Linked DNA regions of Homo sapiens: region 1 is linked to region 2. Evidence: chromatin contacts called from ENCODE Hi-C data. All regions are on one chromosome and are shown on one strand. Each heading gives the region's core, a stretch centred on a gene start or an enhancer-like site at or near the end of the contact. The rest is flanking DNA. Distances are from core to core; before and after follow the strand shown. Region 1 has its middle 100 kb from the start of PRICKLE2. Region 2 holds the start of PRICKLE2 (prickle planar cell polarity protein 2).

Region 1 (3,559 bases), core at 66-2,565, 100 kb before region 2:
TCTTGGGATAACCATTTGATTGCGTATTAGTGGAGGTTGTTCAGAGAAACAAGACCAATAGGATATGTATACACACATAAATGTGTAGAGAAAGATATTTATTTTAAGGAATTGGCTCATGTGATTATGGAGGCTGGCAAGTCCGAAATCTGCAGAATTAGCTAGCAGGCTGGAGAACCAGGGAAGAGTTGTAGTTTGAGACAAAGTGGTCTGCTGGCAGAATTCCCTCTTCTTAGGAGGAGGTCAGTCTTTCTCTTTTTAAGGTCTTCAATGGATTGGATGAGGCCGATACACATTATGGAAAATAGTATGCTTTACTCAAAGTCCATCGATATAAATGTTAACTCATCAAAAAAAAAATACCTTCACAGAGCCATGTAGCATAATATTTGACCAAATATCTGGGTACCGTGGTCTAGGCAAGTTGACACATAAAATTAACCATCACAGACTGTGTTGCTGTCACTGGGTGACCATTAAGGGAAGCACTGGGGGAACTCTACTGATTGCCTTCCATGTTAAGCAGAATTCTTTATATTGCGAGGGGCAGAACACTAATACAAACTGGTTTAAGTTGGGGGGAAGGACAGAGGAGGCACAAGAGGAGTTACGAACAAAGTAGCTCAAACTGTCAGGGATTCTAGCTTCTAGACCCAGAGTCCCATATGTTACCATGGGATAAAACCTCCTCTCTTATCTGCATTATCAGGCAAGTACTTTTTTGTGCTAGCTAGATTGCTGACAGCTGCTCTTGGCTTAAAATCTTCATAGATTCTTCTTCTTCTTTGAACTTCCAACGGAAATCCTGAGCCTGAATCTCACTGGCCCAGTTGGGTCATGTGCTCACCCCTGAACTAATCAAGATGTGAAAGAAAATGAACGCACTGATTGGCTGAGACCAGGGTCACGGGACCTCCCTTGGCGCTGAGCTTCAGCCCCACCCAAGCCAAGTGGACTGACGCAGAGAAAGAGCATTTTCCCTTGGAAAATCAGACAGCTATTTCCAGGAATAGGACAGGATGCTGGACAGGCTAAATCATCATGTGACTGCTCCTGCCTCCTGTACATGTCCCTTTTCTCCTCCCTGCCTGTTCCATTCCCCTCCTTTTTCTCTTTTTTCCTCCTTTCTCCTCAGCAGCACATAAACCACTTTCTATCCCTTAAAAACCTGGCTTCTTCTTTCCTCATCTGAAACTCCCAATTCGTCTAAGAAAGCAGATGCTTCAGAGGCAAGCTGCCTCTGAGAGCAGTTTCGAGCCTGATTCTGTACGTGTGATCATTGCCCAGGGACAATTTGGTCCTGGCTGATCAGTCAGTGCCTTGCGCTTACGTTCCCAGTGTGGGAGGAAGGAACACAGAGTGACTTGATACTAACTGACGCTGGAAGGAAGAAGAGTGATGCTTCTTGTCTCCTTTCTTTGTCTATCTACTAGGCCAGAGGTCTAGAGTAGAAAGTTTAGAAGGGAAAATGGAGACTTATCTCTGAGTTGCAGCAAACAGAAAGAAATCTCATGCTAGAAAGATTAAAAAGTAGGGGGAAAAGCTTCCTGCAAACACTTTAGACATAATTGTATACGTGTGCACGCACACACACACATTCACTTGGCCCTGGAACAACACAGGTTTGAACTTTGCAGGTTATAGGAAGATTTTCTTCTGCCTTCTCCATCCCTCAGACAAGAATAACCCATCCTCTTCCTCCTCCTCCTCAGACTACTTAACTGTGAAGACAAGGAGAATGAAGACCTTTAGGATGATCCACTTCCACTTAATGAATAGTAAATATATGTTCTCTCCGTTATGATTTTCTAATATCAATTTTTCTCTAGCTTTCTTTATTGTAAGAATATAGTTTATAATACATATAACTATAAAATGTGTGGTAATCGACTGTTTCTGTTATCTATAAACTTTCCAGTCAACAATAGGCTATTGGTAGTTAAATTTTTGAGGAGTCAAAAGTTATAGGCAGTTTTTTTTACTGTCCAGGGGTCAGCACCCCTAACCCCTGCGATGTTCAAGGGTCAACTGTATATATTTTTTAAGGCGCTTTATTTAGATAAAATTCACTTATACAATTTACACATTTAAAGTATACAGTTCTGTTTTTTAAGCATCTTCACAGGGTTGTAAATAGCATCACTACAAATCTAATTTTAGAATATTTTCATCACCCGAAAAAGAAACTTCATACCTATTAGCAGTCACTCTCTTCCTCTTCCAAGCTCTTGACAAGTACTAATTTACTTTCCATCTTCATAGATTTGTGTGTTATGGACATTTCATGTAAGTGGAATTATACAATCTGTAGTCTTTTATGATTTGCTTCTTGCACTTAGCATAATGTTTTCAAGATTCATCCATGTTGTAGTATTGTATTAGTCCATTTTCATGCTGCTGATAAAGACATACCCCAGACTGAGCAATTTACAAAAGAAAGAGGTTTAATTGGACTTACAGTTCCAAGTGGCTAGGGAAGCCTCACAATCACGGTGAGAGACAAGGAAGAACAAGTCACATCTTATGTGGACGGTGGCAGGCAAAAAATGAGAGAGCTTGTGCAGGGAAACTCTGCCTTATAAAGCCATCAGATCTCGTGAGACATTTTCACTATCACAAGAAGAGTGCAGGAAATACCCGACCCCATAATTTAATCACTTCCCACTGGGTCCCTCCCACAATACATGGGAATTCAAGATGAAATTTGGGTAGGGACACAGCCAAACCATATCAAGTGTGTATCAATATGTCATTCATTTTTACTACCTAAGCCAAATAATCTTCCGTTGGATGGTTATGCCACAGCCAATAGACATTTGTATTGCTTCCACTCTTTTACTATTAGGAAGAAATGCCACTGTGACCATGGATGTACAAGTTTTTGTGTGTACATCTATTTTCACTTCTCTTGGGTATTTTTTTAGGAGTGGAATTGCTGGGTTGTATGGTAACTTTATGCTTAACGTTTGAGAAACTGCCCAACTGTTTTCCAAAGCAGCTACACCGTTTCACATTCCCATTATGTATGAATGAGGGTTCCATTTTCTCCATATCCCCATCAGTCCTAGTTATTATCTTTTTAATTATAGCCATTCTAGTGTATGGAAAGTGGTCTCTCTTGTGGTTTCCATTGGCATTCCCCTAGTGGCTATAATGATATTGAACGTTTATTAATGTGTTTATTGGCCTTTTGTATATCTTCTTTGGAGAAATGTCTTTTGCCAATTTTAAAAAAATAGCGTTGCTTGTCTTTTTATTATTGAGTTTTACATGTTCTCCGTATATTCTGGATACAAACATTTTTGACATAGGTACTTGGAATTTTATTAGGCCTTGACAGCTTCTGGGTTAATGAGAATATCCTTATTGAAGTCTGAGGGAAGACCAAAGGATAGGCTAAGCTACAAATTGACCATATGGACAGCAACTTGGTTGTGTCATTTAAAGATTTCTCTGAACTTGATTCTTTATTTTTCTGCAACTTTTAATTGTGAAAAAGTGTCAAAATTACTTAAATGAAACAACAGCACAAGAATACCCTTATACCCTTCCCCTTCAT
Region 2 (3,222 bases), core at 365-2,864:
ACAACAAAAGACATAATTTAACTTCCCCACATCCAACAAAGAAATTCATTTGAAGCTTCAGGAACTGCAGCTGGAAGGGCAGAGCTCATCAGAGTGGGTTCCCCAGGCGGGGGAGTGTGGGCAAGGAGCCGTGCTAGCTGCTTTGTCCTTTGGGACACTTCTGTGCATGATGGAATATTCCTCCCTCCCAGCCTCCCCAACCTTTCCCTCACCCTTTACTTTCACTCACAGTGCTTCCTTATCACAGGCACAGAGTCCAGAATATTGCCTGGCTCTTGCCTCTCTCCTGGCCCGGGATACTGCACAGGCAGCATTGAAGGAATATATGATTTTAAACAATTAAAGATGACCATGGAAATACTCAGATGCTAGGAACAGTGATCAGCCTAGTAGATAGTATGCCTCGGTGAATTTTTCTAACTTCATTCAAAATATCAGAAATAGCTATTGAGTATGTGATATTGTGTTAATCTTCACCATAGTTCTATTCAATATTTTACTTTCTTTAATTGCAGTAGCCCATAAGGCCCTTGAAAGCAGAGACTGTGTTTATACCTAGCCTTTAGAGCTGTGCATGGCATAGAGTACGTGCTTAGTAAATATTTATTGAATGAGTGAATGGTACAGATGAGGTTATTGAAGATCCCACAAGTTAAGTTACTTGCCTAAGATCACACTGCTAGCAGGAAGGAAAGGCAGGATTTGAACACAGGGCTCTCCAAATGTATAGATTCCTTTCTTCCAGATTGCTTGGTTAGGCCGCCTAGTGGTGTATAAAAATGGAGCTCGGAGACCCCAAAGGTATTCAACAAAAGCTCTATCTGAGGTCTAGGAAATGTGGATTCTGACCCATCCTTGCTGAAATCCTGGTGTGACTTTAGAAAAGTCCTTTCTCCAGTTGTCTCCATTTTCTAATCTGTAAAATGAGGAGATGGAAGCAATGCTCTCTGAGGGTCTCAGGGTCTTCAGATGCCCTGGGAAGGTTTATGCTTTGTCTTCTTCTGCATGCAGTTGGAATTGGGGTAAGGGGTTAAAGGGCAGCTGACTGACTCACCACCCAAGCACGTGAGGAAAGGAGTCACTTGTGCTTTATTTCGAGGTGCACAAAAACTCAAAGGTGACATAGTCTCAGGCCAAAAAACAAGCAACACCCGAAAATGAAAGTTGAAGAGAGAAGAGAAAGAAAAAAAAAAAGGAGAGGCATTTTTGAAGGCTTGACACAGCATTTAATTAAAAAAAGAGTGCTCTGATTCCACTCCTAGGTTGGTGCAGCATATAATCTGAAACAGGCGCTCAGGTTGATAATTGTGCCCAGATCTGAACCTTGGCACCTAAGAGCACAGCTTTTAAGAAGAAAAAAAATAGGCATGTGTCTTTAAAGCCTCTCTTCTTATATGTGATTTTTTTCATGCTCATTTGGAGGTTACGTAGCTGGGCCTTTGCATCCAGCAAAGGCTTCCTTCCCCTCTCCCTGGCTTGGGGATTATTGATTTGGAAGGCAAGGCTAATTTACATGTAAATAAATCTCAGCACTGGGCAGCAGGATGGGACGTCCAGATGCCGTGACTGACTTGCTGACATCACAGCTTCATTAGCATGCGGAGGATGCAAGCACTGCAACAGCGACTTCTCAGGCACCACCAGCAGCGCCACCGAGAGTTATTATTATTTTTTGACCAAGCAGCACATTTCCTGGTTCAGTGGCTTGAGCTCTGTGAGCAGCTGACTAGTCACCCCGGGTCTGGCTCAGGATCAGCTGGTGACGCTGGGCTGGAGTCTATGACTTCTTCCTTCAGATTGTCATGAAGAAGGGGAGTTAAGAGGAAACTGGGGGTCCTCCGGAAGGCGATCTGAGCACTCAGGCTGATCTAGAGGAAGAGTAGAAGTCATACTTTTTTTCTCTTGCTTGGTGAATTCCCCAGCAGAGTCTGGATCCAGCAGTGCTGTTTTCCCTGAGGGAATGTGGAGCAGCTCGGCTTGAGTCTGTTGCCAGCTTCAGGAAGGGTTCAGACTGAAAAGGGGGTTTGAGGAGAAGATGCTTTGGCTGCCTGAGGTCCTGCTTGCGTTCTTAGAAGTCAGATCCAGGGAGAAAGTGAACTGGGACAATTGACAAGCTCCAAGGGTCTGGCAGAAGCTTCCTCCGAGACTGGGCATTTCATCCTCCCTGGAGGTGGGTAAGAAATTTGCTCTAATTCACAAATTAAACAGCAGTATATTTTCTAAGGAGGATGAGAAAGCCAGATCTAGGGCCTTTGCACTGGGGGAGGATATTGGGTCTTCGTTTTCTTGGCCAGGTAGCATTTTTGGTGGCCCTGCGACCCCTTTTGCCTTTTCTATGCTGATTAGAAAGCTCGATTACAAAGTGTTATGTCACAGCTCTAGGGAGTCCTGAAGAAACGCTTAAATCTTGATGCTTAAGAAGAAGCAGCGTTTCTCTAAAAGTGTAGCTTTCTTTAAAAAACCATAATAATATGGGGAAAGGGGCTAACAGACCAAATACCTGATAGCGTTCATGTACAGTAGTCATTTCAACACATGATGTCAGAAACCATTAGGGGATCTGAGGAACAAGGACTCAGCTGAGACTTCCAGGTAAAGAAATGGCTTTCAAATTATTTAGGTTTAATTTTAGACACTGCTTTCAGATTAGAAATGGTGACAGAGCTTCAGAATATGACTGCATAGCCTGGCTGAACACATGATTCGGTTTGCCCTCTATGCTGGGTTTCTTGAGGGAGTGATCATAGTTAGTTCTCCTCACTCTTGGCTTCTCGAAAACCAATCATAGCATTACTAATTTGCCATGGGGGTCTTGCAATGAAATACAGATTTTTAATCCCATGGTTTTTTGTTATGTGGTCTTGGACTATGCTGGGGTCCAGTGGGACTTTTATGAATCATAAATAATCCAGGCTGGGCCAAATCACACTGAGGTTAGCGATCCATACCAGATGTGATGCCATCCGCTGGTCCAAATGTGGCTCTTGTCTAACTTAGGCACATAGATTATTTCCCCAGTGAGAGAGTTCTGCTTCCCATATCAATGCATGTATGAGCACAGTCAGGGGAGGGCTCCAGTGTGCCATGAATATGTAGACATAGACTGCCGTGTACTGAATCTGCAGCTGGTAAGGCTGTGATTTGCTTTGCCTGCACATCTCTTCCCAAAGAGTGTTTTAAACCATCTCAGTGAGACTTAAACTAAATGAAGCAGCCTTGCCT

Evidence for each region. Hi-C counts contacts between places; a loop is a spot of excess contacts on that map. Pooled maps may share reads with other maps.
Region 1: a map of mammary epithelial cell shows a loop between it and region 2 (2.8-fold over the local background). The contact joins the enhancer-like site here to the promoter of PRICKLE2 in region 2. A Hi-C loop is called at or near these places in 1 of 168 maps with a recorded cell type or tissue (mammary epithelial cell) and 1 of 50 pooled maps.

What each region holds. Positions count from the first base shown.
Region 1 is chr3:64,324,992-64,328,550 of GRCh38, reverse strand. No RefSeq gene overlaps it. Among named protein-coding and RNA genes, the nearest start is that of PRICKLE2, 100 kb to the right of the region's middle. Within about 2 kb of position 1,315, at least 13 of the 41 ENCODE cell types and tissues checked have a DNase peak (open chromatin) inside an H3K27ac peak, as active enhancers do.
Region 2 is chr3:64,223,858-64,227,079 of GRCh38, reverse strand. PRICKLE2 (prickle planar cell polarity protein 2) reads left to right here and starts at 1,614. Exons shown (of 8, transcript NM_198859.4): 1 at 1,614-2,170. RefSeq lists a silencer at 1,433-1,727.